3 separate regions of the Mus musculus genome follow, and all the other regions are linked to region 1. Evidence: chromatin loops called from intact Hi-C (ENCODE). Cell type or tissue: left cerebral cortex. All regions are shown on one strand. Links, peaks and the distances in the headings refer to the core of each region. The heading gives the core; the rest is flanking DNA. Region 1 overlaps Plcb4 (phospholipase C, beta 4). Region 2 overlaps Gm32546 (a long non-coding RNA gene). Region 3 overlaps Pak7 (p21 (RAC1) activated kinase 7).

Region 1 (10,677 bases), core at 1,713-9,712:
AATGATCACACAGCTTAGGATTTTGGAACACTCTGGTTTTTTGACTTTCAAATTCAAGATAATCAACTGTGTATGAAACAGACACTGTAGAGGTGGTGCGTGGTCTCCCGGTCCTGGTTATGTGCGTAGGTCATATGAACCTTCTCTCGAGTTCTCTTAAGGTTATGGGCAGGGTCTTATTTAGCCTCATGAATTTTCTTTCTATCTGTTAAGCAGCTGATCAAGAGGAAGAAGCCCACCCTGAATACAAATTTGGAAATGAACTTTCTGCCGATGACTACAGTCACAAGGAAGCGGTTGCAAACAGCGTCAAGAAGGTCTGAGGCATTGTATTCCCATTCTTAAATGGTTTTTAAGGGGTGGCAGTTATTGTGGGAAATTTGGGGCTGTGACAACAAGAGAACCAGGTATTGTGTTTTTCTCTTAATTATATAGGACAAAATTCTCTGCTGTGGGACCAGAATTTGACACTCTCACAATATTAAGTTTCAGAGGACCTATAAATTACTCATTAATTGTACCCTCTAAGGGTCACTACCCAATTGGGCAGGTACTTTTAAATATCACCGTTTATAGTAGTAGAGCTGACAAGGAGAGACGCAGTATCGCAGGGCCAAAGGTTACCCTGCTGGCATCATTAGGAAACTGCCTTCTGGATGTGTCAGGTGAAGCCTCGGTACAGAGCTGGTCCAGCTGGCAAGAAAAGCATCCGCCTAGCAAAAGGATGAAAAAGTCCAGCCATTCAGCCAAGGAAAGTTGTCATTGGGTTCCTAGAACTTGTCAGGCCCAGCTTAGGATGCACTTTCATTTTGCCTTTTGTTAGCTTCTACGGGTCTCCTACAGTTCAGGAGAACAGATGGGAAACACGGAGTAAAAGAGTCAAGGAAGCCTATAATTCAATTGTGGCTCGAACTATTATGACAATAAAAATGAGTGCTAAAGTGGAGACCAGGAGAGAACAGGGCGACTGGAATAAGGAAGAGAGGGACTCACTATGCAGAGAAACAGAGAATAACATTTCATACCACAGGACCGCAGTAAGAGCAGAGATGGCGTGAGTGGAGCAGATGGGATGATTGAAGGGTGAAGCAAGGTGATATGTGTCAGGTGGAAATGAGGTAATTGAGAAGTTTCTATGAGAAATTAAAAATGAGGGTGTAACATGACCTGTTTCACATAAAACTAAGTGGGGAGAGGGTATCATAGAAGACTGTGGCGGGCCCTTTGTGGCCTCTCACCTAGAGGAAAGTAAAGGCAAAAGTGTGGAAAACAGTGAGAGTGGGCTTTTAACTGGTCAGAAGCAGCCCTGGTGGTTAGAGAGTAAAGAGGGAGGAGATAGAAGAGTCCAAGGCATAGCAAGGGCACAGGCAATGGTACAGTTTCCCGATGATGGACTGAACTTCGTGAAGGTAAGGAGAAACAAGGTAACCTCCTGGAATCCTTGTTGGAGGAGCAGGGTAGGCAGTGGTACTGTTGACTGGGGTGGGAAACAATGAGAAAGGACTCTGAAGTTTCCAGTGAGACAGGCAACTGGAGAGGTCTGTAAGCTGTTCCAGTGGACGTTCCGAGGAGGGACATTGATCCCTGACCTCTTGTTCTATCTAACCTTGGGTAAGTTATTTAACCTCTCCCCGATTTTGCTTCCCCATCTTGAAAACGAAGGTCATAATGTCTGTTTCATCAGGTTCTCATCACAGAGCAAAAGAGCTTACATCGGCGCCGTCCACACGGCAGCCGCTGTATAGTAGCAGGTCTGCTATGCTCTCATTACTTTCATCCTCATTATCACGGTCGTCAGCACTCATACAACAGCACTGGTGTGTAGAAAGGAGGTTGAGCAAGAGCAGTGAGTTCGAGAGATAATGTTTGAAGTCGTGGGAATTGCTTAGATGACTCACGAGAGGTAGAAAAGAAGGCCCGTGTGGAGCCCTAATCCATAGAGGGCTCACGGGAGAGGAGCCAGGAGGAAAGAGCAAAGGCTTTGCCAGCAGCCACACCGAAGAGAACAGGACAGTTAGGGGCTTTGGATAAGAAGACCTGTGTCCACTAGGTTAGTAGCATGGAGGTCAGTGGGATAGGGAAGTTTTGGGAGAGCACTTGGAGGAAAGGAAGTGGCGGGACAGACAGGCAGAGAGGATGAGGAATTGTTTCCGTCTTGAACTGGAAGAATCAAGTGCGCTGATATCCGAGATGTGAGATGTGGAACGGATGCTCTTTTCAACCTGGCTGATGTCTCCTGCTCTGGAAAGAAAGCCACTGGTGTGGTGAGACTAGACGAGATCATAGCAATGTCAGGGTGTGGTCGTTAGTGAAGTAGGGACGCCTGCTTTGTGAGGATGATGGACAGAGATGCAGGTACAAAGGTTTGATGGCAGAAGGATAGGAGATTATTTGTCTGGGAGAAAAGTCAAAGAAATGTTATCATTTCTGATGACAGGGAATCCTGAGTGCCATGAGAGAGCAGATGCCCACTAAGACTCAGGATGCTGCTGTGCTCCACAAAGTACTCAGCAGTACTGTCTCAGGCGGGGCTGGCATGACAGAAATAGCAGACTTGCTGGTTCAGATACCAAAAATGTATTTCCTGATGATCTCTGGGATGGATGTCAAGGTCAAGGTGCCAGTCAATATGTTCCAGAAATCTCTTTTAGCAGGTACATTGTCCCATAGTGGAAAGAAAATGGGAAAGTAAGATTTTTCTTATTTCTTCTTCTAAGAGGACTAACCTCACCATGAGGATTCACCTATGACCTGATTACTTCCTGCAAGCCCCTTCTCCAAGTTTGGATAAGCCTTGCCTTACAATGTGATTATGATAAATCCACTCTAAACATTGAAAATGTAGGTTAAAAATGCACCTAACACACTTAAATTGAACAGTATAGCTTAGCAACATAGCATCCTCTAGAACTTTGGTCATTTACCCTCAGGCTTAGGTGGCTGACAAGGAGCCACTGTCCTGCATCACAAGAGGACTCCAAAGTGTATCTGTAGCCATAAAAAGAGCAACCTGACAGTATCGAGTGAGTTTCCACTGAATGAATACCACTCATACCCTCATAAAGAAAGCAATCATAAACAAGCCATCATTATATTGGGGACCATCAGTCCATCACACTGAAGTCAGGGTTCACCACATGCTTTTGGTTGGGATGCAAACACCGAGTCACAAACATGAATGTTGGCTTACCGACGACCGTTTGCACTCCATTTTACATTTAAGGGAAGCTGGCCACATTGACAACCATTTTCAACCTTCATGCTTTAATCCTTAGTGAAATGTTTACAGTGAAACAACTAAGACTGTCAACAAGGGAGGGAAATAGCATCAAGATGAGGATTGATAAAAGTATAAAACCATGAATTTTTAGAATACCTGCGACATATGCTTTCGATGACGGCTTCATGTCATCAATAATTTACCTACCATTATAAGAAATAAATAGAGTAAGAAGTTTACATATGCTTATTTACCCAAGGACAGACGAATGAGTTTGGAAATTTGCCCTTTAGAGAGGTAAACAAAATAATTCTCTTTCTCTAATTTAGACCTCAGATGACCTTGAACATGAAAACAACAAAAAGGTAACAAAACAATCCTCAAGCATTTTCTCCATCAGGAATCACCCGCATGTGGACTTCTCACATTAACCTTGATGGTCTTCCTGGCCCTTGCAGTGCCAGGGTCACTGTTCATAGTATTCACATGCCTGATTCACCTAGTTGCTGTACAACCATTAAAGCCGATTTAAGACATAACCAAGGCAGGCGAGACAGTTTCCCTAGAAGTAAGTATTCAATGTACTACACTATCTCCTTAAATGGAATGAGAGTTCCGTCAAAGGAGAAGGTTACATAATTATTAGCATATTGAATGTGAAGATAAAAATAACCAGTAGGTAATCGGAGCCATATGATAGTGTGGTGGAATCGATCGTGGTTCTGAAGGTGCCAATCCTCTGAAGGTTACCATTCATCATAGGGTTCTCAGAATTCAGTCGCATTGGGCACTGGCCTTACTGTGAAGAAAATATATTACATTTTGTTTTCTTTTATGCTCCACAAGGTTCTCGTTGTTTGTACACGTATTTCATTGTGCAATGCCGAGACCAATGGCAGTCACGCACAGAATTTGCCAATTCCCCGGATTGTCACTCACAATTCAGAACAGAGAACATCCTGCCTTGCTGTCTGTAGGGTCTTGTTGCATATAGAATGAAGTGTCATCTTATTTCCTGACTATTCATCCTGAAGGGATACCCTCCCGTGTTCACAAGGACCCTCTATGCCCGGATTGATTTTCTTAAGATGGTAGGGTCAGAAGTACACAGACTGGCTAATTCGATGTTTTCCATGTTAGCTGGATGATTTTAGTCCCCAAGGCCTCAGTTTTGCCCTGCGGCTACTGGGAGTTCTCATGATACACGGGGGTACATTCCAAAATCCTTCAAGTTCAGTAAGATGAGGAGATTTCAGTCTAAGTGCAACAGGACCCCGCAGACAGCACGGCGGGCATACCCTCATGGCTCCAACATACAGCACTGGTGTTCTGAGCATGAGACACATGGGACAAAACAGATTTGGCTCTTGCCCATATTTGGCATGGTGAGTGGACTCTGGGCTTATATGGAAAAAGATGAAAATGGGCATAAGTGTCATGTACTCTATCACAGACTTTCACAGGAAGAAGCAGGCTGATGTCAAAGATGCAGAGGTTAGGTCCTCAGCCAAAGCGAGCAGATAAGCTAACTGACCTTACTCACTGTGCACCCGAGCTGTTTCTGTTCTTAGATTGAGTCTCTTGGAGGAAAATAACTCCAAAGTTCCCAACAAAATACCGACCACTTTTCGGGACACCCATTTTGTTGATGAATGAGTTATTTTTGCTTTAATTTCTCAAGAAATGCAAACAGTCGTTTGTAGTTTTTCTCTGTACAATGTAATATGTCCTATGTAGCAAGTTACCAAGTTCTTTTGATAGTAAGTGCATTAATAGAGATAACTAAATCATATGTGTGTGTGTGCTGCAAGTTCCTGAAGAGATTACTTTAAAACGTGGTCTCCAGTTCCCCATTGGCAGTGCCTGAAAACTCGGCTGTGGAATGACAACCCTTTAGGCCTCCTCCAGCAGATCTCTTCCAGCGGGGCCTGCAGTTTCTGCCTACAAAGCCTGTGGGTGATTTTGATGTATGCCATTGCTGGATGGCCACCCAGTGGAGCTTTGTGTATTGGCCTGAATGGTAATACTGCAGTCTATCACTGTCGGTGTTGGGTGAGACCTGGTAAAGTTTCTTGAACGTTTGATGGTCCTTTGAAAACCTAACAGATAAAATGAATGCTTTCAGGTTATCTCCTTTTGTATTAAAACCTATGACTTTTAAAGTAAAACTTTAAGAGAGCAACAAGGTCTGTTACATATTAATTTACGCAATGCAGATACTCTTTTAATTAGGATGCCTAAACTGAATCCGTGAGTCCCTTTGAAGCCATCCACTTAAACGGGTTTGTCCTTGTGCTTGCAGGGCCTGGTCACCGTAGAGGATGAGCAAGCATGGATGGCATCTTATAAATACGTAGGTGCTACCACGAACATCCATCCGTACTTGTCCACGATGATCAACTATGCCCAGCCCGTGAAGTTTCAAGGTTTCCACGTGGCTGAAGGTAACATTGCAGGTTAAATGCAGTAGCTTTCCTGTCTGCTTCCCTGTCGCACTGGCTGCCCCGCTGATTTGTTGCCATCTTTTTTCTTTGTGGATGTCCATCACTTCACCTGACTTGATTCACTTGTGGTGGTATTATGCTGTCATTCTCCAAATCATCCACGAGGTGGCGGTGCAAGACTGTGACTTAGCTTGTAGCTTTCCGTATGCTTTCGTAAGGCTTCTTTATTTACTTTGTTATGACAAACTATATTAGTAATATTTATGAGGCACAGTACCTGTCTTTGTTACCTGTGTGTGTATATTGTGTAATCTATGGCTTCAGGAGAGTGAGGAAAACTTAATCAGTGGGTACAAATGCCTTGAGTTAGGGAAGTAAGATTTGATGTTCTGTGGTACATAACTCCTATTCAAAAGTTGGTTCCCCACGAAAGCCCGTTCAAAAGTAGTTAAAGGTATTTCCTAACCATTTCTGGCCCGAAGAGTACGTTATTATCAAAAACTGCATATCGCAGCAGTGACTATGACACTTGGGTTGCATATCACTTGTTTAGTGAGTCCACATTTAATTCATCATATGCACAGAAAGTTAGTGAAACTCAGAGCAAATGACACACACAGTCATGTAGCATGGGCCACGAATTCTTCCTGAGCTGGGATGTAAGATGCTGGTTGTGATTCTGTCTGCTGCTTGCTTTTTGAGGGGTTTGATGGCTGAGTTTCTGAGTACATCTTTGCTTGTCTTTTACAGAGCGCAATATTCACTATAACATGTCTTCTTTTAACGAGTCGGTTGGCCTTGGCTACTTGAAGACGCACGCGATTGAGTTTGTAAAGTATCCTAACGGACTGTATGGGATGAATGGTGCTCTCAAGGACCGGCAGGGATCTCTGCAGTAGATTGGCAGTGGTCTATAATTTTAATATTTAGCTTTTTGTATAATTTTTATCATAGCGCTGTAAAATGGTGTCCCCAGACGTACATGCGTTGTTTCCAGAATGCACACCGCAGCTGTGATTTCCTCTGAGCAGTGTTTATAAGGGGATTGGCCCCGTGCTATCTACCTGCTTGCCATTGTCCCGCACCCCACTGTTGTTGTTCTCTGTTGTGCGTTCGCCTTGGCTGCTCTTGGATTTCCTTAATCAGTTACCCAGTTACAATAAGCGACAAATGAGCCGCATTTACCCCAAGGGAGGCCGAGTTGATTCCAGTAATTACATGCCTCAGATTTTCTGGAACGCTGGTTGCCAGATGGTTTCACTGAACTATCAAACCCCAGGTAGGCGCTAATGTCCAGTGACCCCGAATTCCACAAGAACATTGGGACAGGGCAGCCATTGCAGCTGCTCCCGTTGGCCTGAGGCATTTTCTTTTTAAAGGAAGCTGCCATGTGAAAAAAATTTGTTTTTCTTGCATTTATATTAATGGCAAAAAATTAAATCCCCAAAACGAAGCCATAACAGAAGATGCCATTTCAGTTTTAATCCATTCCATCAATGCTATGAGTAGCCCCTATTCTATAATATTTTTAATTTCTCTCTCTTCTGTATCAAGCTTACATCTTTGTTCCCAGAGATGGGATTTGGTTTCAGTATCTTTGTGTGATAACTTAGTCTCTTTGCTCCTTTGGAAAATACCACAACCAAGGTGGCCATCCAGCAAACACGGATGGCAGCAGCACCTACCATAATATGACAGACTTTCATCGTAAACTCTGTAAGATGCCATGCAAAGAGATGTCATCAGAGTACTAATCTGTAGTTCAATCTTCCAGAATATATTCACGGGCAGGGTTTCAACATACAGTGGTGCTTTTTTTTCCCCTACAAATTCTAACTTTTGATAAATGTACAAATGCTTGAAGTTTTCCAAGTTTGCATCAGAGCCTCTGACCATAATCCTGTGACTACAGATTGGGAAATAGGAAAATAAGCATTAAAAAAAAGAGAGAGACAGATGGCACAAACCATATTTATTTTACATGACCGTGTTCTTCTGCATGGCTTTAAAATTTGGTAGAAACAGGAATAAAAGTAAAATAGCTAACTAAATAGCAACGCATGTCTGGTCAGTCCCTCACTTTGTGAGCAGCACCCTTGCCAGGACTTTGCAGGCATGGAGCCGTTTTCTTTTCTGGTCACTCTAACCTGAGGACCACTGTCCTTGCTCCGGACTCACCACCTCCTTTTGGTGGGAATATGAGCTGGCTGTATTTTTCACGCCTGGGGGAGCCTTCCTGAGGGCCAGAGCTCCTTACCAATGGATCACTGCGTGGAATCCTAGCCATCCTTTCTAGAAGAGTCTTTTCCAGGTCTTGAAAGAATCTCGAGTGTTTTTAGTAGGGACAGGACAACACGATGGCAGTGCTTTACTTACCAAGGACTCAAGCGGCCCTCCAGGAGGCCAGCGAGTCCGTGATAAAGGACAGCGTGATCCTAAAGCAGTTCATTGTCTGGGCAAACGTGTGCTTCATTCTGAAGAATGGAAAGAAAAATATCCACTTAATTTAGTTACTGCTCCTCTTCCTGCTCCTCCTCCTCCTCCCCCTCCTCCTCCTCCTCTTCCTCCTCCTCTCCTCCTCTTCCTCCTCCTCTCCCTCTTCCTCTTCCTCCTCCTCCTCCTCTCCCTCCTTGTCCTTCTCTTATTTATAAGAAGAAAGAGAAACCTTTCTCTGCTTACAAAGAAAATTTATAAATCAGGTCTTCCCATTCCCAGGGTAGCCCTATGAGAGTTCCAACACTCACACAGGGGCTGAGGGAGGGTAAGCAGCAACATTTTATGATTCTTATCCATTTTATAATGTTCCTTTTAATCAAGTTCTGTGTTCTTAATAGCCCTGTTGTGTGTCTCCAGCATCCCTGTCCCATGTGGCATTGAGACAACGCATACCCCTAACTATAGCTGGTGTCTATATCCCCAACTACTACGTCTCTACTCTGAATATCGAGTTAAGCATCGTATGACTTGTATACCAAATGCCGCTTAGTAAGCCAGTTCTAGGGTAATCTCTATGAAAATGTACCTGGTATTTAATTTAAACTAAATATATGAGGTCATTTCGGCATGGAAAAGAGTCATGGCCCCTAAACTAGGCCAATAGAATGCGATGGTTTAATGGAGAGAGCTTTGGACCTTGGAATAATATGGCTTTCATTGTTTCCAGTCACCCTGTCAGGATCTTCTCTGTCCAGGGAGATGAGATGTTAAATTACTTTGTCTTTTGACAGATTTAGCGATGCAATTGAATCAAGGAAAATTTGAGTATAATGGATCATGCGGGTGAGTGATATTTAAATTATTGTCTCCTCATCTCAGACTCTATACCTCAGCTTTAATGAAACCATGTCATTTTCAATTACGGACAGCTGAATGTATGCTGGTTCTGAAGTGTGGGTAAAAATAAATGAAGTCCATAGTTAGATTACATTTACAAATATTCGACCTTTTCTCTGTCCCACTTTGTTAAACTGGTTCTTTCCTTTTAACCACAAACTCTGCAGTTCCTCACATATATTCTAGAATTTGATCACTTCATTCGAAATTCAATAGTGGAGGTTCTTGTGTCAGAGACAGGCAATGGGCCGTGCTCATCTGGGCTTCAGCCAGAGATTTAGGCATCAAATATGTATAGCCTTATTGCTGATGAATACAGAAATGAAGTAAATTTCATTTCAAATGAAGCTGTGGGTGTAAAGTTGAATTTAATTCAGCCAGGAATAAACTTTCATCCTCTCTTGAATCTTTTGCATGTTTATAAATAGGAGTTATATAATGCTGTGAATGTTGTTCTATTTTACTTAAATAACACTTAAAAAATCTGTGAACCAAGTAGCAAAATAGGAAATGTTAATTCTTCTGAAATACCGAGAAGTTGAATAAAAGTCCGGAACTTGAATTCCGTAAGCACCAAAAACTCAGCTGAGACCACAGCCCAGTGGCTCCCACATGGATGCGTAGGAATTCTCTGTTGGCCAGTGGTAATGCTGTCTAGGAGTTCTGTGTGGTGGCTTGCCTAGTGAGCTACCTTAATCTCCATCATGGAAAATAAGGTGAGGTAACAGGTTTTCAAACAACTCTAATATCTGAACACTCTCTACCTGTGCACATCTGTTAGTTATCTGCCAGAGTGCCTGTACATAGCAAAACTCCTTCCGTCTGAGTCTCTCTCACCCATACCCGTGGAGTAAGCACTACATTGCCCTGTGCTGTGGACTGTGAAGGGCACTCAAGTTATATAGAAAGGAGGAAAAGACCCACAGCTAAGTTAACAAGTAGTCTTTCTACAAGGAAAAGAGGCAGACATTTGGCCAAATGTCAAAGGACTCAGGAACTAAACCTTTGGTAAAAGGAGACAGCTTGTCAGCATACCACTCTCTTCCCCTTGTTCAAGCAAAGAGGTGGTCTGTTGTTTAATAGCACAGCACACCCTGAGCAGCCTAGGTTGGTTGATGATGCTCTTCAGGACCGTTAGAACCTTCTACCTGTAAGTGTAGCTCCTGAGTTATGGAAGAGAGAAAGGAAGTAGCTTGTATTTAATAGTCATTGCACAAGCCGTCAGTAGAATAAACCCCCTGTGTTTCTGTCCTGCCAGGTACCTTCTCAAGCCAGATTTCATGAGGCGGCCTGATCGGACATTTGACCCCTTCTCTGAAACCCCTGTGGACGGGGTTATTGCAGCCACGTGCTCAGTGCAGGTATGCCCCTGCTCACCACAGACTATTTTATCATACAGACGTATACAAATGCACCTAGAAGAAGACATGTTTAACATCACGGTGTAAGAATTGTAAGTTGCTCTCAACTTGGACCCAATGTATGCTGTCTTCTGAGTTTTTGTTACTAAAACTATGAGGTGCTTTAAGTAAAGTACACAGTCTAGAAAGTATCTCCCATCTGATGACATTCACATGAAGTTCTGAGAAATGTAAGCTATGCTAACAGGGAGCAAATTAGCACCTGTGCCTGGACACAGATGGAAGGGTCACAGAGAAGCTTCGGGGGCACTAGGAAGGC
Region 2 (10,677 bases), core at 1,631-9,630, 480 kb after region 1:
GCCTAGTTTACAAATGGCCAAAGTGAGTTTCTAGTGAGGGCTTTAGGCCTTTAGGTGAGGTCTGGGTATGGGGCCTGTCCTTAAGTGTGGTTTACATCGGGAAGTGGACAAGAGCTCTCATCCCTAACCAAGAAGCTATCTCTAAGTGACAACTGCTTACAAAGGAAAACAGTTTTCTCCAGTGAAGTCTCACTAGGTATAAAAACTAATTGGATGTTTTAATAGTTATTTGCTTGTAGAATCAACAACTGAGGCATCTTTTCTGATGATCTGTGTGTTTCAAAACAGGTAATTATTTAATTTGTGAACAAAAATTAATTTTCAAACACATTTTTACATCTTCTCTTAAATGACTGATCAAGAAGATACAAAATTAGCAAAATCTGCAGCCGTGTGCACAGTGCTGAAGGTGTGGGTGTGTGTAGACCTCTTCCTTCAGCTTTTAGCAACACTCTCACAGGGAGAAACTGAGGATCTCCCAGGACTAAAAATTAATTAGACCATTTTCAGAAGCATCTTAAAAGTATAAGTTATGAAGTTTAAAAAGGCATTAGAAGTACATTAAAATGAACTGTGTAAAGAGCTACTAAAGTATTGTACTCGTTCTATAAATGAGGTCATAATGTTTGTTTTGTTTTGTTTTTAATTATGAGAAATAATCAGCACTAGCAGGTTTCTCTTCTGGTGAGAGCTGTTTTCTTCCAGAGCTGTTTGTTACGTCTGTTGATATTCATTTACTTCAGGCATATACTGTTTAGGGAAACTCAGCTGCATTATTATCATGCATAGTCTGCATAGTTTTGAGCAAGCTCATGTTTAGATGTGTATATGTGTGTTTGTGTGTGTGTGTGTGTGTGTGTGTGTGTGTGTGTGAGAGAGAGAGAGAGAGAGAGAGAGAGAGAGAGAGAGAGAGGAAGAGTTTTTGTGAGAAAGAATAATGTGTGAAAGAGAGTGTTTGTGCATGTGTGTGTTTGTGTGTGTGTGTGTGTGTGTGTGTGCATGTGTGTATGTTTGTGTGTATTCATGTGTGTCCAGAGAAAACAAATCTCCATTTCTGATGTGAGCACTTGGGATTGAATCCATGATACCATGAAAGTGAATCATATGCTCTACGCCTCCATGCCAGCCTGGGATGAGTAGCATCCTACTTCGGCTCCTCCTTCCCTTTGTCTGCATTGAACTGGCAAACCGTGTTGTATGATCAATTTTCACCTTCAAGATTCCTTCAGCATCCAAACATGTTTTGTCTTGGGAGTCTAGTCTCTTTTCTTGGCATGAAACCAGTTGAAGATGTTTACTTTAATGATCCTATGGCTGTTAAGTACTGCCAGAAAAGGGTTGGTTTGTTCATTCCGTTCACATCCTTTTCTCAGATATGGAATTATTTGACTACCTTAAATCTTTGAAAGTCAATTCTGACCTTAGGTAAAAGAGATTTAAAATGTTTATAGCACCCCTGTTCTCATAAACAAGTCATCTCTATCCAGCTCTGAATGGCACTATGCCTCTGTTTTTTGTTGTTGTTGTTGTTTGGTTGGTTTGGTTTGGTGTTTGGTTTTTGGTTTTTTTGAGACAGGGTTTCTCTGAGTAGCCCTCGCTGTCCTGGAACTCACTTTGTAGACCAGGCTGGCCTCAAACTCAGAAATCCTTCTGCCTCTGCCTGCCCAGTGCTGGGATTAAAGGTGTGCACCACCATGCCTGGCTTTGTTTTGTTTTGTTTTTCTGCTTTGGTCTGTACCTCAGTTCTCGCTACTAGATCCATATTGTTTTCTTTCTCAGGAACCTACTTCCAAAGTCTCTCTAGGGTATCACAGAGTCTATCCTTACATTGCTTCCACCAAAGGCAGATTATTAATGTCTGATTGTCTTTGCCTATGCTTCTCATTTTACATCCTGACTACGATTTTTAAGCTAGTTTTCTGGTTTCTACATACAAAAGACCCCTATTCCACTAGAATCTTCTCTTCTAAATAAGCTGTGTTGCCTTGAGGTTTCTAATGTGCTTTGATTGGTAGACATACTCTAAGGTAGATGCTGCTTCTAAGAGGGTCATTTGTTAAAGAGAATCTTCCATTCACTGAAGAGCAGTTAAAATGGTGAATATTACATGTGCCTATTGGCATTGGCTGCCTCCCTTGTTTTACATGGTAGTCACATGTAATGCGTGTGCATGGGAAAGTCAGGCATCACAAAGGTATCTCAGTTATACGAGAAAGGAATAGATAGTCAATACTACAAAGAGGAGATCCAGCAATGGCCCCTGTAGGACCTTTATGTGCTGGGATCTAATTCCATTAAGAGGTGCTAGTTTAAGCAACTTTTGTAAATGATTTTGCCATATTAAAATAAATGTGAAAATGAATAAGAAACCTAAATGTTTTCTTTTGGAACAACTTAAATTGAAGATAATACAAGTAGTGAGAAAACTATCAAGAAGGATATAGCATCTCTCCTACTCATAATGAATGAACTTTCTCCAAAAGACATGCTCCTCTCAGAGAGTATGGAGGCTTGTTTGGGTTAATGAACTGTGCTTGGGGCTGGCTGTCATAAGATGAAAGACCTCATTAGCTCAGGAGTAGAGCCATATAGGTAGAGTGAATGCTGAAATTCATCAAAGGGCGTGGTGCCCTTCTCAGGGGGAAGAAGTGGGGAGACATTTGAGAAAACACACAGTTGCTGTTTTCAGAGAGACTTCTCCCAGCTTGCAAACGGATTGGTTTCATTGCTCAAATGGGTTTGGTTTTGAGCTCCCTGATCCAGATCAAATGCAAACTCTGCCCCAGCAGGTCTGGGGTGCATCACAAGAACACCTGGTGGTTCTAATGCTTCCATTTGGTACATGCTGAGAAGCCCTGACCTAGCTCTGGATGGGTCCATTTGTTTCTGGTGGATTGAGTTTAGCCACATTCCCGTGGCCAGCTTCCACCAAGTCTTTCCCTGTTTGGATGAAGCTGTTTTACTTTCACTGAGAAGAGGAGGGGAAAAAATTCTACTGCAAAACAGCTGATCGTTGACTTGAAATGCAAATATAGTTCCCCAAGTGGCAATATGTAAATGAATTATCATCAGCAAACTGAACTACAGGCATGAAAAGACTCTTCTGAAAAGTACTATTGAAGAAATTTCAGGACTCCTAATTACTTCTTCCTTTTATATTCCACCTACTTTGCACAGCATAGCTAAATCTCTCTTCCTGGTGAACTGTGCTCACATCTATAGGACCCACTGACTCTGTTGATTTAGGGATTCAGTTCTATACCAAATTGTACCATCATTTATATACCTTGTTTTCATCTCGTTTTTCCAGTGACTATGAAGCACTCAATAGGGCAGGAATAGTAATAATATCAATACCTCATATATTAATTAACATATACCAAACAGCACAAATGCTGTTTAGGCACTGTACCTATATTTAATACTTTCAACTCTGTTATCCCTGTTTTACATAGGAGAAAATTTAGAATTAAATAGACTAGATGACATTGCATGGGTAAAGGTTGTAAATTGGCGCACAATGTCCATTATCCACTTTTTTCCATGTACTGGAACTGCAGCATGATTTGGAGTAGTCATATAGCTAGCTGACACTCATGCCTCTCTTGAAACTGATGCAGCCAGAGGGTAGAGTGTAGCCAACCACAGGCAAAGAGCGTCGCAGAGCCTGAAAAAGGACAAAGAGAGCTGAGGAGAGCAGAGTGGCATCTTACTAGAACAGTACTTTCTTGTCGAGTTCCTGACTATTTGACTATTTCTTTTCTCTACTTCTCATCGCTGATGGCTTACCATTCCAGCAGCCATCTTGCATGACGAGATGACCTTGATATCCCTGATACCCTCCTCTACCTACAGAAAAGAGAGTTATAACCTACTGTAGGTCACCAGCTATGTGCAAGGGTACATAGAAGAGGGCAACTGAGTTGCACATTAGCAATGCTTACAGCAGCTGGAGAGGGTGCCCCGGTACACACATCAACTTGCAGACAGTGGATGGTCCAAATGCATTAACCACGCGTCTCCTTCTTTTCACCCAGGGAATATTGTTATTTTTTTATTGTTATTTTTTCCGGATTTTTTTGGCAATGGAGAATAATAGATCTTTAAACATGATGAAGCCACATCTTATGGATGTATGGGGATATTATAACAGAGTCTCTCTTATACTGTACAACACCATACACCCACAATCCCAACACAAGGGAGGCTAAGCTAGGAAAACTGCCGCAATGTCCACCTCAGCCTGGGTGGCATGGTGAGTTCAAGGGCAACATGAAGTACGTAGCTCCTTGAGCTATATGGTAAGTTCTAGATTCGGTAAATAAACAAATAAACAAACCAACAAATCAGTCAAAACACACATGGGGCTGGAAAGAGAATAGGATGCTCCGAGCCCTGATAGGCCAGGGGAGAGTGAGACAGGGGCTGGGAGGCATCTTGTCAGTACATCACTCCAGCTATCGTGCGTCCTGAGAAGGAACTTTAAAAGATAGACTTATCTGAGTTATCTCAGCTGCTGTGCCCAAAGCAAAAACCAATCAATTGAACAAGTAAACAATCCCAGCTTTCATACAGACTCCTGGAAGTCACTAGCTAAGGGCTTAAGGTAGCAATTGAGTGTGTTCCAAAGCCAGGAGAAGATGCCCAGGAGGTGAGCATGATACTAACATAGAAGAGTAAAGCCATTGTAAAGTCCATGCATTTACATTTCTCTGTAAATTTACTCCAAACAAAAACTAACCAACAGAATGTTCCCCCAAATGACTTTCTTCCTCATTTTGGGTTATACAATATCTGGGAGCTCTGTTTATGACCTTGAATATCCTCTCCGAATACATTATCCATATAATTAAAAAATGACTCCTTAAGTAGATGACCGGAGTGAGGCTGAGCCGAGTGAGCTGAAAAGATAGCAATGGAACACTCAGTTACAGGAGAGATGAGTTGATTCATACCTGATTCAACTTAGTCTAAACCATGTCCTTTCTCTCCTCTCAGCTCTGCTGTCACGCCACCCAAAGTGGGCATCATGGATGTTTACTTGCTTCGTGAATTACGTTCCGTAGACATTATTTGGAAATGGCTGGCACTGGGAACAATTACAAATTAAACTGGGTATTTGGATGTTACCTAGAACCAAAGGTCTATAGAATTTACTGCTCTGGACTGGGGCACTGGGGTAAGGTTGTAATGTGTGTCTAATTGTCACTAGCTTGAACATATCCTCCATGGATCAGATGTGATTACTACATTAGAAAATAATTTAAATATTGGTCTAGTACACAAGTGTTTTGTTATTTTATGCTGATATAGAAGCAGCAATAACTGACTGATACAATGGAAGACACTGAGCACTTCCACATAGCTTGTTATTTCTTAGTGAACAGCGAACGGAGCCAATGTTGAGGTCAGAACCAGTGCAGTTGAGCAGATGTATTAACACTAGGCTGAAGAGGGAGCCATTTAGTTCTTAACATCATTGTCAATATTACCTTTAAGGATCTCGGTCCCTGTAAGTCCAAACCAGAGCAGAGTGCATCAGTTCCTCACCCTCTGGGGGAGTCAAGGCAAGACGATCCAGGGAGCAATTTGATCATTTTGTGTAGACACACCTGAGTTCTTCCTGAGAAAGACTGGAATTTGTACGTTAAAACAAAAACAATGAAAAAGTTAAGACAAGTTTTAAAGTTCAGGAATGAGAATTCCTACATGTTCATCCAGGGAGTCACAAGTTCAAAGACATTCAAGGAGAAAGGGAATTTTAACCATTCTGCTAATTAACTGCCTTCATTTCCATAAGGACTCTGGCAATACCTTGTGAAAAGGAGCTTGGTTCAGGTTCATTAGTGTGATCAAGAGAGCCACCTTTTGGGCATTGCTGACAATTACACTGCACTTAATTATTTTGTAGTTTCTCCGTGGCTGCCTACAGAATTAATACAGAACATGACTCACCAGGTTTCTTGAAGTGGAACAAGACCTGAGTCTTTGAATTTTTATCAAGCTCTGACACAGACTGAAGTATGTAGATTACTTCTTTTAATCATAATCCACAGATTTTTGCATCTTGAGAAATTGTTTCATGCTGAGAACTTCAGAAGAAAATTTAAACTTCTTCATTCCAAAAATTTTTGATATCACAATCGTAAAATATTTGTGATAAGAAATTTTTTTTAAAAAAACCTGAAGTACACAGTCATCAACCTCATCTGCAGTCCCCATTTCGTTGGTTTCAGCTCCCAGCAGTCAACTTTGATTGAAAACTTGGGAAAATCCAGCAATAGATAATGTGTGTGTTTTAAACTGCATTCGATCTCTAGTATAGTGAAATGCCAGGTAATCTATTTCTGTCCTACCTGGAAATTATCAGATCATCAAGAACTGAATCACCCTTTTGAGCAGAATATGTACTACCTGCCTGGTAATTACAAAATCCATAGTTGCAGAGTTTTAGAGCTTGTTTTGAAGACAGACATACTGTTTCTACATAACTTTTATTATAGTATATTATTATAGTTGTTTCACCTTATTATTAGTTATTAATATTCTGCCATACATACTTTATATTACACATAATAATAGGAATGAATGGGAAAGCAAGATAATATAGAGAGTTTGAAACTATTCAGAGCTACTGAAGCATAGGTCATATAGACAAGAGGTAATTATATTATAAAAACTAAATGGAAATGATTCAACATTGATCTAGTCAAGAAGTGACATTTTACTTTGTTTTAAGGCAGCACTAATTACTCAATAAATGCTCATAGGAAAACAGAAAATTATTCTCAGATTTGTGGTTCATTAAGTTCCTGTCTAGATTAACATTTCTAGACACTGGAAGAACAGGTAAAAACTAATATGTGGTGACAGTAAAGACAGGTCTCACTTCTCAGCCTTTGGGTAAGATTATAATTGACTAAGAAGATGCACAAGGGACCTTTCAAAAATGATGTAACTGTTCTAACAGGGTTATTGTCACAAGAATCTAAAGGTACTGAATTTGATACTTGCAAGCTGTGCTTTGCTCTTAGGCAAGGTGGATGATTGAATTCTCTAGTGCTAGAATTACAGATTTTCTCTGTCCTAGGGGCGACTCCTCAAGCTTCTCAATTAAACACCACCAGAATCCAGGTCAAAAAAGGTTCTGTTCCATGGATAGATCAGAAGTTGTTCCAAGACAACAGAGAAGCCTGTGCACTGGACTTGATCGTTTCGGAATATGTCTATGAAAAAAGTCTTTAATGATGACTATAGTAATTTCAGGCAACTGTTGAAAGCACTATGCTGGCTAACTGCAGGTTCGCAGATCCTGTGGCACTACAATCACATGAAATACTTCAGACAGCAATAGTCCCTGAGCCTCACTCATAGGTTCTGAGTGTAAGATCTACAGGAGGTCTGTGTAATTCCAGTACACACCAGGATTCCATATAGAACATTTTCTCAAAACCCAGACCCAGGAGCATCACCAGTATACACCACAAAAGTGTTCAGTCAACAGGTTCTCCACAGCAGGAGTAAGGATTAAAAGGAAAAATGACAGTTAGGCAACATTGTAGCATGATCCCAGCCAATTCTGAAACTGAAGACAGGTTTAATTTTTTTCAATCTGCTTTTATACCATTTTAATTACATGCAAGTATTAAGGGCAAGCTGTACAATAAGGAGCTAGCAAGGCAGTAAGCAAAGTCCCGTGATTACTCCTGTGACAGTTGTTTCCAAGGGCTTGTAAGAATGACCAAAATACCTGAGCCCACTTCCTTGTCCAAGCCCCAGATTTGATTCTTGCCTAAAGCCTACTTCTTTTGTTCCACCCTAAGATAAAAATTCCTGCCTTAACCTACTTCCCTATTATAGCCTAAAGTTAGATTTTTGCCTGAACTTTCTTATCATGCCCTGATGTCAGATTCCTGCCTGAGCTTACTTCCTGGTCATGGCCTAATATCTCATTCCTGCCTGAAGCCCATTTCCTTGTCCTTGGCCAAAGTCAGATTCCTGCCAAGCGGTACCCCCAAAAGGTTCTCCACACACATGTATCATCAGCATTTTTAATGAAAATGTTTAGTAATTTCCTTAAGACATCTGATGTAGAAGTTTGGACTGGGGTCAGCTACCCACATCTCAACAAGCCATACTGGTGATTCTAATGAAATGTACAGTTTTCCCACTGACTTAGAAAATTTCTTTTACGGTTTTAGAATCCAGTATTCCTCAAACTTAGTTTTACAATCCTATGGTTTTGAAGATTACTCTTTTATGCTAGTATTCATTTTTATCTTAAGTAGATAGACATATCAGCATGAATATCATATGAATAGCTCAGTGTTCTGTAATTCTTTCTCATCTTCTCAAATCCTCTAAATGGTCATCTCCCCTGCAGCTTATTACGTTCCTTTCATTACCTATACATTTCGTGCTGAATCGACTTTAACACTATCTTTCTGCTCCTCGATATCCCCTTATTGTGCTGCAAAGCTTTTACGTTTATTTTCCAGCAGAGCTTGGCTAAGCCCAGTGAGAAACCTCACACCCTTTATTTGTTCTTGCAGCCTGCACCAGCTGACACCTCATCAGTCAGTGTGGATGGGAAATGGCCTCAATCTTTCCAGCTATTGTTAACGAAGATTATATCCAGGAGAAATATATCATCTGTCATCTCTGATTTATTTTATCTTCTCACACTGGTGATTTGGTAGTTATTTCAGCTGCCCAATGCAATTATTCAAAAGTGTCAAGGTTATTTATTTTGTAAACAAGAGTTTCCTCTAGGTCTTTGTGAATTTTATAACAAACTTGATTATAAGAATGTTTCTAGAAGTTAGGAGTTGTCCTTGATCCTTGACTGCCTGCAGTCACTGTTCTAGGCTTCTCTTAAAGCTTGGGGTTTATTCCCTTGAACCTTCCAGAAGGTTGGATTTTATCTTTCTTCCATAAGAGCTTTAGCAAGATTTCTTTTTTTTTTAGATTTATAATTTCATTTATTTTTCTTCACATTGAATGTCTCTGAAGATTCCTTGGATATATTTGTATTATTTTCCAGGACTCCTGCTTTCCAATACCTCGTTCTTGTCCATGCATCATCTTCCTTTATGTTTTATAAGACATGGTTATTCACATCCAAAAATAAAGTGCAAATGCATGCTCTTTAATATTTTATTCATTAGTCTATCCAGGTTTTTGAAAAGATGGCTCACAACTGTACTTCCTCAGAGACATTTACTTTCTATCCTGATCCCCACCCTTCCAAAGGTCTTTGATGCTTGCATGATCTTTTCATATTTATTAAAGCAAATTAAGATATTTTTAAGTTCTGCTAAATATTGTGCTGTTAATTATTATATTTTCATCATAGTAAAGAATATTATCCTTGAGGTGAACAAAGTTTCAACTAACTATTATTAGTTATTTATTCAAGAGGCCTTATCATGAAAATCATACATGGCCTAGTGTTTCCAGAGACTGTAGTTTGCAGAATCCAGAATCTGTAATTTTTACCTTCTATGGAAATGGCAGATATAATCACCAAATGCATGAGGCCTCTTCTGTGCTTGTTTCAGTGTTTGCTGTCTCTTGGCTTCCAGAGAGCTGAATAGACTCTTCTACTAGATGTAAGCCAGTTGCCAAGTTGTTCTTTGTTTGGGGTCTACATTCTGTAATGGCATCTTAGTTTTCCATCCTTGGCCTTGTTCTCACTTCATTTCAATTCTCAGGACTCACTTTCTGAACTCCTTTGTTCTTTTTGCCTTATTCCTCCTAGACTGCATAAGAATTTTCTTCTAAACTGGAACTAGAAACATGTAGCCTAAGGACCGACCTACCAGCTATTTTCTAGATAAAATTATACAAGAATATAGCTTTCTCCGTTCATTTAAATATTGTTATGACTACTCATGCCAGAATTCTGTAGTTATGATAAAGACTGTGTGGCCCAAAGAAAATAGTTACAGTCTGGCACTGTACACACATGATTTGCAAACTTCTCTTCTGAAATTTTATTAATGGCAAGTGCAACTCTTGATGCTAATGATAAAAGTGACAAGTGACCCCTGCCAGGTCATTCTTGGGTTCAGTCTCATTACTTTGTCTACAGGTACTGTCCATTTCCTCCCTAGTTTCAATGACAGGATGTCAATTGAGAAACTATTTGTGTTCTCATTGAAAGCCTAACAAAACTTTCTCTCTATAAAGTATCAAAGCCCCATTTCCTCTAGGGAAACAAACCCGGGCTTTATCTGTAGGCAACAGTGACATGCTTAAAATAACTGTGCACATTATTAGGTGGACACCAAAGAGAATGAGAATTTAAAGCATGTAATTATTAATTTTCCACATTTTTGCACCTTACAAAGCACATTTTCTTCTAAGGATATATAAAAAGTAACTATGGAAGTTCTGATACAAAATTAAAATATAAAACTTCTCAAAACATCAAAATGGAGTATACTGTGCTCACAATGCAGTGTATTACAAAACTAGTCTTCAGTGATTCTCAACTTTCCTAATCTGTGACCCTGTAATTCAGCTCTTCATGTTGTGGTGACCTTCAACCATAAAATTGTTTTTTATTGCTTGTACCTTACTGTAATTTTGCTACTATAATAAACTGTAGTAAGACAACAACAAAATCTAACAAAAATGGTCTTAATTCTCTGAGCTTTCCTTACCCACGCCCTT
Region 3 (10,677 bases), core at 1,434-9,433, 180 kb after region 1:
CCCATTCTTTGCCTCAATGACAGCTGTCTTGGAGACTCAGGCAGTGGAAGAGCTGAGGAAGCCCTCTGGGGTCTTGTTAATGACTGAAAGGCTCTCATGACTTATCAAAGGTGCCAACTCCAAATAACATCACATAGGGGACAATTAATATGTGACGTTTGGGGGGAAAAAGAAACAGTCAATATAAGAGATGGGAAACACTCTATACTATTTAGAGGTGATGGATCATCATCAGGCTGGCAGCTCATTCTCAGCAGATTCAGAACCAGGGGTTCTAACATGGTGCTTACCACCCTTGATTGACTTTAATATTATCTGAATTAGGAAATGAAAAGGAGATTCCATGGCTATTTTAGCCAATATCTACATCAAGCAGATCATTCCAAGAACAGGAGGTAGAGTTGCTTTCCACAGTGGATTCAGACAGAAGGGAAATTGTAGCTGTCGTTAGCTGTGATAACATGGTCCAAGCTTCATGAGTTCTAATAATGTCTTCTTTTTGATTTTCCATCTCATTTTTGAAATTAGAGCACGAACATTTTAACCACCAAATATCTTTTTTTTGCACAACCTGGCTGAGTGTTTTTAAAAGAGAAGTGTGTGTCCAGTGTGCACATATCTCAAGTGAGACATGAGATCTGGAGGGTGATTCTAAGATGAATATATGTTTAGGAAGCTGTCGAAAATGCTGTTTGAGTCCCTTACATTAAATTTGTTTCCTCTGCAGCTCCCTTCCATCATGTTCTAGTATCAGTGGGAGATTGGGGCTGACAATCTTAATAAATCAAGCTGCCCAGTAGCAGCTCCTTTTCCTGATATCACTGCAAATGAAAATAAGAATGGGAGACAGGAGGTGCAAGCAATGAGTAATACTCAGTGGTGAAGAATAAAGCCAGTGAATAAGTGATGGCTCTTCACCAAGTGGTACCCATGCCTGGGAAAGTGTAGATTCCACCAGATGAAAGAAGAATGTGGCTTGGCAGTGAGACATTGTGGCTTTATGTCACTTGGTAGGGGTGATCAGATGACATTGGAATGAGGGTAGGACTGTGATCTTGTTGGTCCTCTAGCAATGAGGAGTGACCTGACTTAGCTTCTCTACAGCCACTCTGATTTAGATGTTCCTACTGGCCTTCCTGTGGAGTGTGAGCTGTAGTGGTGAGTTAAATGAATTCATTGCCCACAGCTGGAGTCCCTAGCACTCTCTGAAGCTTTTCTCCTAATGGATGGGCATCCAGGGTGTCCCTGTTTGACTTAAACAGGAGCAGAGGTAAACCGCTCTTTTTTTTCTGTGGGGCATATGTCAACAGTGAAGACCATGTGGCACTGAAGAGCCCATGAAAAGAACAGGCTGGGAACTTGGATGCTAATCCTTAGCCACCCAAAGATATCAGAGGCAGGGACATATAGCCATCCTATATTGACCACTGGACAGGATATCCTGCAAGATTTTATACTAGCAAGACAATATATTAAATAATAGCCTTTAAAAATGTTCTAGGAATTTAAAAACTGACCCATTTATTGGTTGGTGGCTCTTTAAAGCAGGTAGTATATTTTCCTGTTTAAAATTCAAATGGATCCCAGAATGTCCCAAGTGGAGTAGAGAAACACAGACGGGGCAGATGGACAGGTAATACTGCAAAATCCATCAGACAGAAGGCTGGTAATCAGCTAGTCACAGTGGAAGTGAAATGCCAAATGCCAAATGCTAATTTTCCCTAGAGGTAACATGTGTGTGTGTGTGTGTGTGTGTGTGTGTGTGTGTGTGTGTGTGTGTGTGTGTGTTCAATTAAGCCAACCACTGTTTTGTGAGAATTGCAGATTTCAAAAACACTCAAGGCTGCCCCCTGGTGTGAGTATAAATTAAAGCAGCTGCAAGTGCTTAATAGAAATTTTCTTTTTAAACCAGTGCCTTTCAGGTAATCAGATTACTACAGAACAACTCTGCTACATTCTACTTGGAGATGAGAGTGAATAGTCCTAGGCCACAAGTTATCTGTGCTAAGTTTCTCTGGAATTTTCAAACAACACTGCTGGCTCAGGGAAGACCTGGCCAGGTCTTTCTTGGGACAGGGTAATCTTGCAACATTCCTCTTTTTCCTTCTCAAATGAAACGAGGTCTCATGTAGCCCAAGCTAGCCTTGAACAGCTGTTCCTCTTTCTTCAGCTTCCTGAATCCCAGGATTACAGATGTGAGCTAGAATTATAGACTTCCTGTTTTACAATAATATAAGTGTTTAGTGAATACCACATGGCTGCTGCTTAAGTGATTAAATATAAGATGCTGACACACTGATGATATCATATAGAATTTCCTCACTGGTGTATGTAACAGAGTCCACGGACTACTTACCTGAATTTACTTGGACGAATTAACTCTCTGACCTGCCCTTTCCTCCCCAGATTCTTAGGTTTCACAAACTGCACCTGAAAGTGACAAACTGCACTGAGCTATGATCAAACTCTGGTTTGAATGCTTGAGTCTCTTCAAAAGTTCATGTGTAGTAACTTGAACTCCAAGGTTAGGACAACATTGGGGTGGGGCGAGCTTTCAGAGATAACCTTATACAAAGGGTAATGAGAACTAATCAGACTCCATTTCCTTTTCTAGCTCTTCATACACATGAGACCAACACTTCTAGACACCAGACCTATCACCTTGATCTTGCACTTCCCTGTCTCCAGAACTGTGACAAATGCACTTCTGTTGTTTATAAATTACTCAGTTTCGGGCATTTTGTTGAAGAAGCAGGTATGGACCAAGTAACCCACCTGTGAGAAACTCTCCTTTTGCTCCAGAGTCACTTTGCTTGCATAAGCAGAGAGTCAATAACACCTGTCAATTTATTCTTCCTCTCCTTGAGTGAGTATGGCCCTGCCCAATGACTGCAGGAGCCTGGTGTCTGTTAAGTGCGGAAAAGGCATCTATGCATAGCTTTGCAACAGAGACCTCATCCCTTTCTCCAAAGGAGAATATTAACTTGAAGAATGGTTCATTTCTATAGTGCCCCATCAAACAGTTGACATAGAGAATTGGCTTGAAGCTGTGCCAGCCTTCTCAGCAACCTCTTCCTGCCTTCCCTCCTGTTGCCCTTGCTTGATCTTGCTGGAGTACTTCCTTCATGAGTCCTTTGTACCTGATTTACAGTCTTATCTGCCTAGGGGAGCCTGTCCTAAAACATTGTGTGTGTGTGTGTTCTCTAAGTTCTTCAAGCAATGTGATTCTGTCCACAGGGCGATTGGTCCTTAACAGAAAATAGTCCAGTGGGATGGGTCAACTGAACAGGGACTTGGCATGGACACAGAGCTTCTCTTGTCTGCCCAGACAGTACAAGCCCTGTCACCTCTAGTCAGGCTCCTCATTCACAGCTCTGCTGAAATTCTTCTGATGTTCCTCGACACTCTCTAGACTCTGTCTGCCCCTTCTTTGCTTTTTGTTTCCTTCTGACACTTATTACAACTGAAATATGTCACCTTTTATATTAGAATATGATATATTGTGTATAATGTAATATATTACTAGTGTATAAACACCATAGATAAGAAAAACGTTTTTATTTGACATATTAATGAATACATTCTTGTTGTCTAGAACAGTCATCATTTTCTGTGAGAGTTCCAAGAGCTGATATTTAAGTTTCTGTGGGCCAGACAGACTGTGGCAACTAGTCAAAGATGCTAACACAGCATTTCAGAAACTGACAGAAAATTCATAATGAGTGAGGGCCACTGTGCTGTAATCAAATTCTATTAGAAAAATAGGCAGGAATTTTTTTTTTTGACTTTGCATACCAAAGGTTTAGAAGTTATGACTTGTAGGGAGAAGTGACATTCTGAGCTGAGCAAATTCATTGTGGTTTCAAATAAATAATGCAACAGGGAAAATGGCCTTTCCTAAACTGGACAGACAGAATGGCATATAGAACCAGTAGTGAAGTTCCGTGTGCAGATCCTCTGTGGGGAGTACCTGTAGAGTATGATTGATAAATAGGCCAATCCTAATCTCAGGGCTCAAATCTCCAGGAGTGCCCAGTCTTGAGTAAATAGAGTGTTTCCACTTAATTCTAAGTCTTACCTCCAGGAATTAATCAGGTTTAGGTCTCCATCACTGCTAACAGACTAATTCATTCTTATTTCTGCAAGGGGTAAGGTGAAAGGAGCCATTTAAGACATCCCACACCCTTCTCTTTTTAGGACGTATTTCCTCTAAAGAATTTACTGGACCAGATCCTGAACTACTGGAGTTTTTTTTTCTCTGTACACAACTAATCTTTCAGGAGAAAAAAAAATACCAGCTCTGATTTCTTCTAGCCATCCTGTCCCACCTGACCTAACTAGAGTAAAAATGAAAGTAGTAAATCTGAGGCTTTACACAGCAGGGAACAGCTTTGATGAAAGTCTAGGATCGAATCCCAGGACTAGAGAACCATTGCAGTCTCTCCACATTAGACCTCCATATCATCAAAACCATATTTACACAATTCCTGGCACCTACTATCCATTACACCAAAAGGCAAATAAAATAAAATAAAATAAAATAAAATAAAATAAAATAAATAAAAATACATTTTGATGAGACAGAGAAAACATCAAGCCCAGATGTGGCACAGATGTTGGGATGATGAGACTAGGAATTTTAAGTAGCTATGATTAATATACCAAAAACTGTGATGAAGAAAGTAGACACCATGTAAGAGCAAATGAGCAAAATAAGCCAGAGAAGAAAATGATAAGAAAAAAATGATTGGGATTAAAATTAATCCCAAAGAAATGAAGAATCCCTTTAATGGGCTCATTGGTAGGGTAGAGAGCTGAAGAATCTCTGGGTTTCAAATGATCTCAACAGCAACATTTCAACCCAGAAAACACAGAGAAAAACATTGATGTAAAACATGGATGAAATATTTAGGAACAATGATGGGTTTTCTCAAGTGCTGATGGTTGCTGTAGGTGTACGGTTTCTCTGAATAATCATTTTACTTTATGTTCCTCTTTTGGTAATGTTGTCCCTGCCAAGATTAATGACTCCATGATAATCAGAAACAACACGATTATAGGCAGCAAGAATGTGCCTGGTGTTCCTCAGCAAAATAATAATGCTGTGACCTTCAGGACAACCCTTAAGGGTATGAAAAAAAACCCCAAAAACATGAAATCAAGAAAATATAAATCAGTGTAAAAATTGTTCCGTGCAAGATTTCTTAACTATACAAAGTACACACATGCAGTATGAACCGTATGAGGGGCTTCACCAAACTGAAAGAACGGAGGCAGCTGCACACATGAGCCAGCTTTGTCAGAAAGATATTAAAGGAGATAAAGATATCTAGGGAGTGATGATCTCAGGGCAAAATCCTACCCAGCTAAGCTTATTGTTGGGTTTGATGTTGAACAAGGGAGAGTTTGAACTTTTAATCTGGAATGGACTACAATCCAGAAATGGAGGGCACACTTATGATCCACATCTTGAGGCTGGAAGACACAGGCTTTTGATCTGGATCTTGAGGAATAGTGGCCATAAACAGTTTAGGCCCAGGCATGGTGGTACACACCTTTAATCCCAGCATTCAGGAGACAGAGCCACGAAGAACTCTGAGTTCAAGGTCTGTGTACAGAACAAGTTCCAGGTCAGCCAAGCTTAGACAGAGAAGGAGTTGGAAAACAGAAAGCTGATGATAATGTAATAGAACAATGGGGCCCTGTCCCAGTTCCAGCAAGCTGCAGAACTTGGCAGTTTAGGCCATGTGGCTGTCTTTAGAGTTTTGGGGCTAAGGTCATAAAATGCTGATTCATAGGTTAATAAAAAGGGATCCTGGTGTAAATGACCAAACTGATATGCAATTCTTAAGGAAGCAGCTTATGCATAATAACAAACTGTGCTTTGGTCTGTAAGAGAGAACGCTCAGCAGAGAGCTGTCTTGAGCAGAACATAGAGCTGTCCGTTTGTATCATCTGCTAATCCCAAACACCCCTTTTAGGACCCCCTATCAAGCTGAGGATGAGCTTCAACAAAAACAACCAATTAAAAAATATGTTAAAGAGAAAAAGAAACAAAATAATGAGCAACAGATAGAAACTTATATGGTAAACACATACCCATTTGTATCAGTGGCTACTTTTAAGTATTATTGGTCAAGTGTATCTCTACAAAACATATCCTGTAAAACATAGAGATCATCAAAATGGATAAAAGATTAATACCCCCAAAATCTATTGTCTAGAGCAGTGGTTATCAACCTGTGCTTGTGACCCCTTGAGAGAGGTCATATACCAGATATTAATATTGGATTAATAACTGTCAAAATTACAGTTATGACCCTTTGGGAGGTCACATATCAGATATTCTGCATATTAGATACTAAGATTCATAACAGTATCAAAATTATAGTTATGAAGTAGCAATAAAATAATTTTATGGTTTGGGTCTGGGAGTTCAGGATTTGCCTCACAAAACAAACACCTACCCCAGGCACAGGGATTGTTTATTGAGCATATGTTTCAGGACGGGTTGACCAGAGCTGCAGTCCAGATTCAAGACTTCTTGTATGTTGGGGTCCATCCGACGGGCAGCTTAAGCCATAAAAACTTATATATAGGTGCAGGGAGTTCTGCTGGGAGGTTGGTTCTGGTCCAATCTTATTGTGGGTAACCATGCAAAACAGTTATATTGACTTCTATTTGTGACTGGTTTCTAAGGGCACAGATCATAACAGATTATGCAATCAATCTTGGCATGAGAAAGTTTCCTAGTAGTAGCAAAATCATATGAGAAAGTTTCCTTACAATGGCAGGCCATCCAAGTAACAGTTACCTAGACTTTAGCATTTTACCTGCATCTTAATTTTATCTAGGCCTTTATATTTTACATAGGTTCTAGCAAGAGATCACTACAATATGAAGAACTATATTAAAGAGTCACAGCATTATGAGAGTTGACAGCCACTGGTCTAGAAAAAGCCACTTAAAATACAAGGCTTTGCGGATTAAAAGTAAATGGATGGGGCAAGGCATCTAACATCCATCAAAAGAAACTAGGAGGAGTTGCTATAATGATTTCAGACAGCACAGACTTTTAAGTGAGAAAAATTGTAATAGATAGATTATCAAATGATGATAAAGGAAGTCAATGTTCCAAGTGAACACATAAACAACCAACCAATCAACCAACCAACAAACAAAAAAAGCCAAAGAACAAAAATCCTCCAAACAAACAAACAAACAAACAGAAAGAACCAATCCCCAACAGAGATGAGCCTAAAAATAGAGTTGCAAAATACAAGAAGCAAAAACTGATACAACTATGGGGAGAAAGAGATGAATTCACTCTTAGAGTTGAAACCTTCAGAATCCCTAATACACTAGGAAAATTCAGCAGGCAGGAGTCATTGAAAGGCAACTTTAATCACTGGATAAAATGTCCATTTATTTAACTACTTCATTAAACACAAGAGTACATTTTCTTCTTAAGCTCTCCAAGAGCATTCACCAAATAACTCTGGGTCACAAAACATACCTAAAAATATTTAAAATTACAAAAATAATACAATGTTTTCATTCTAGAATAAACAAGAAATCAATACCAGAAAGATAACTGGAAAGTTTCCCCCAGATAAACAGGTATTAAACAGTACAATTCCAAGTAACACACAAATCAAAAGGAATTCTCAAGAACAATTTAAAAATGTTTTAAGTTAATTAAACTGAAAGTATAACATCAGGGCGTGTGGGATGCAGCAAAGTCAGTGCCTTACACATACTAGAGAGAAGAGAGAAAAATCAAGTCACTACATACTATTCTACCTTTCAGTACTGCAAAACAAACAAACAAATAAACAATCAAAGTCATGCAAATTAAATCCAATAAAATAAAAGAAGGAGAAGGTCGAAGAAGACAAACAGATAAAAATTAGAGCATATATCAATGAAACTGGAAACAGAAAATCAGTAGAAAAAAAGCCCCAAGAAAACCAAAGTCTTATTCTTTGAAAACATAAATGAAATTGCTAAACATCTAGCTTGGATAACCAAGAAAGAGAGAGGACTCACACTACCACTGTCAGAAATGAAAGAAGGAACATCAATACAGATAGCACAGCCATTAAAATTTTTGAAAGGTGGGAGACAGATCTGTTGGAAAAGCACCTGTCCTGCAAGCAGGGAGAGCTGAGATCAGATCTCTGAACCCATGGGAAACCAGAGCATAGGGTATTCGGCTGTAACTACAGCAGTGGTGGGCTTCTGTTCAGTGAGAGACCCTGCGTCAAAAAGTAAGGGGACAAGTAATCGAGGAAGACATCTATCTTCGATTGCTCATCTCCACATGGTGCATACATCTAGAACATATATTTCTTTTAGAACATATATTTCTATTCTTTCATTTATTCCTTCAACAAACACCTGATCTAAGCTGAGACTGAACAAATTATGGCTTACTAGCCAAATGCGATCAGTCATCTTTTTGGTGTGTGTGTGGGGGTAATACTCTTTAGTGTAGTTTATTTTTGTATAGCAATTTTGTCTTCACAGCAAATCTAAAAGGTAAAGAAATGTCCTGTGTCCCCACACATGAGCTGCCTCCTGCACTATCAGTCAGGTGCCTACCAGACTGGTGGAGTTTGGGGGCTGATGAACCTGTGTTATCAGGTGCAGCCTACACACTCTACTAGGGGCTGCTCCTGTCATTGCACATGCTGTGGATTTCAACAAACTCAAAGATACTTGTATCTACCTCTGGATCACATGTATAAGAACACACACACACACACACACACACACATTCACACACACACACACAATTGAGTTCAGTGGTGACTTCTACCAAAATTTAAGGCTAACACAGCACTCTCTATCACAAGAAAATTAATCTATAGATAAACCTGTCTCATGAACACAGCTCTAAATATCCTCATTTGAAAACAAATTTAGCAATCTAAAACATAACAATACACCACAAAGCGGTAAGATTTATCCTGGCTATGCAATAACAATCCCACATCACACTGCTGTTCATACAACAGGCTACAGAGGAAAGTCTCATGATCACATCAACAGTAAAGAAATTGAAGAGAACTTCCCGGACTAGATGAAGAGCGGTTGTAAGAATCGATCACTGATTCTGCATTTGGTTCCAGAAGCTTCTCTGATGTGGCAAAATAGAAGGAAACAGTGATCTGTCTCACCATTCCTTTCAAGATTGTACTAGAAGTTACAGTTGATAAGACTTTATAGAACAAGGCTGAGGAAGGCTACAGATCGGAAGAAAGAATGAATGATGTTCTTTTTTTTTTTTAAAATAAGAGGGCATGATCAGTTATGTACAAAATTAGAAAGTATTAACCAAATTCTGCAATGACAAGTAGTTAAAAAGAGTCAGAGTTTACAATTCTAAACTATATAATAATAAACTTTTTGCAGCGTGGGGATAGGTATGTATGTTATGTGTGATTATATAAGTTTATTTATACATCAAAAGCCCAGAACGGGGGTAATGAGAGAAGAGGAAGAGACCTCAAAGGAAGTGGGAAATGAGGGAGGGATGGTATACATGCAATAGGAAAACAGGGAGGACTGATGAGGGAAGAAGAGGAGCCTGGTAGAACAGAAGAAACAACGGGGGGGGGGGGGGGAGGACAGAAAGGGAAGAGGGTGAACCAGAAGAAAGCATAAGGGCCTATGTAAGAAGATGTCATGATCAGACCTAGTACTCTGTATGGCAACCAAAAATTAATAGAAAGGAAATATTAAACAGACTAAAGTGAATAAAGAAATCGCATTATTTCTTATATAAAACATCAGTTGGTTCCTGTGTATCATTGATGGATAAGTGAAGCTCAGAATTAAAAAAAAAATACCATTCTGATTAGCATCTTCATTGCAATTTACAGGTATAAATCTAACAAACACAGACAAGATCTGTGTGCTCCAAAGTACAAAATGTTAACGAAAATATAAAAAGGAATTGAGTAAACAAATAAATATTCCATGATCATGGATCAGATGACATAATGTTCTTACTTCAACTTGATCTACAGATGTAGCTTAATTCAGATCAAAATTCCAGCAAAAAATCCATGTACTTAGGTGAATATATAGTAGATTATAAACAACAGTTCTCAACCTGTGGGTTGTGACCCCTTTGGGGGTCGCATATCAGACGTTCTGCATATCAGATATTTATGTTACAATTCATAACAGTGTCAAAATTAGTTTTGAAGTTGCAATGAAATAACTTTATGGTTGGGGTCACCCCAACATGAGGGACTGTGTTAAAGGGCTGCAGCATCAGGAAGGTAGAGAATCATTATCATATGTGATAGAGAGAGAGCAAACCTATAACAATTTGTAAAAGGTAAAGCTATGCAGAGAGTAAAAAGACTCATGATTTCCAGGATTAACAGGAGGAAGGCATGGGTAGCTGGAGCACAGGGATGCTCAGGGCAGTAACACTGCCCCATGCCACCCAACCGTAGATTTAAGTCTCTGTTGGCAGTCATGTGCAATGTGCATGCCAAGAGCATTCCCTCAGTGTCACCTGTGGACGGTGGCTGGTGTTCTTGCATCAGTGAGAGTCCCTCAGTCACAAGACTGCATCAGTCTGGTGAGGCTTTTGGCATTGAGAGGCTGTGCATGTTTGGGGCTGGGGGTGGTAGTATCTGTGGATCCTCTGTACCTTCT

What was found. A loop is a pair of places that touch in the nucleus more often than their neighbours do. Peaks named below come from ENCODE experiments on the same cell type or tissue, not always from the same donor. Only the 100,000 strongest peaks of a DNase experiment are listed, where the experiment ranks them.
Region 2: it touches region 1 in a loop (3-fold over the local background); 2 of 42 quality-filtered maps call a loop at or near these places.
Region 3: it touches region 1 in a loop (9-fold over the local background); 23 of 42 quality-filtered maps call a loop at or near these places.

The regions. Positions count from the first base shown.
Region 1 is chr2:135,961,503-135,972,179 of GRCm38, forward strand. Plcb4 (phospholipase C, beta 4) reads left to right here. Exons shown (of 39, transcript NM_001355153.1): 20 at 217-317; 21 at 5,523-5,664; 22 at 6,415-6,499; 23 at 6,819-6,943; 24 at 8,892-8,943; 25 at 10,256-10,358. Among named protein-coding and RNA genes, the nearest start is that of Lamp5, 91 kb to the right of the region's middle. In left cerebral cortex, for the core only: a CTCF peak has its summit at 5,831 (motif pointing right); DNase peaks (open chromatin) are centred at 5,580, 5,845, 6,225, 6,461 and 5 more places; H3K27ac peaks cover 2,620 bases.
Region 2 is chr2:136,443,600-136,454,276 of GRCm38, forward strand. Gm32546 (a long non-coding RNA gene) reads right to left here. Exons shown (of 6, transcript XR_866766.1): 4 at 5,493-5,633; 5 at 4,956-5,089; 6 at 1,661-3,667. Among named protein-coding and RNA genes, the nearest start is that of Gm32546, 37 kb to the right of the region's middle. In left cerebral cortex, for the core only: a CTCF peak has its summit at 5,874; DNase peaks (open chromatin) are centred at 2,924 and 5,871.
Region 3 is chr2:136,137,685-136,148,361 of GRCm38, forward strand. The region is part of intron 3 of Pak7 (p21 (RAC1) activated kinase 7); the gene reads right to left. It overlaps Gm14218 (a long non-coding RNA gene), which reads left to right. Exons shown (of 4, transcript XR_003953909.1): 2 at 2,407-2,524; 3 at 2,615-2,755. Among named protein-coding and RNA genes, the nearest start is that of Gm14218, 6.0 kb to the left of the region's middle. In left cerebral cortex, for the core only: a CTCF peak has its summit at 1,882 (motif pointing left); a DNase peak (open chromatin) is centred at 1,839.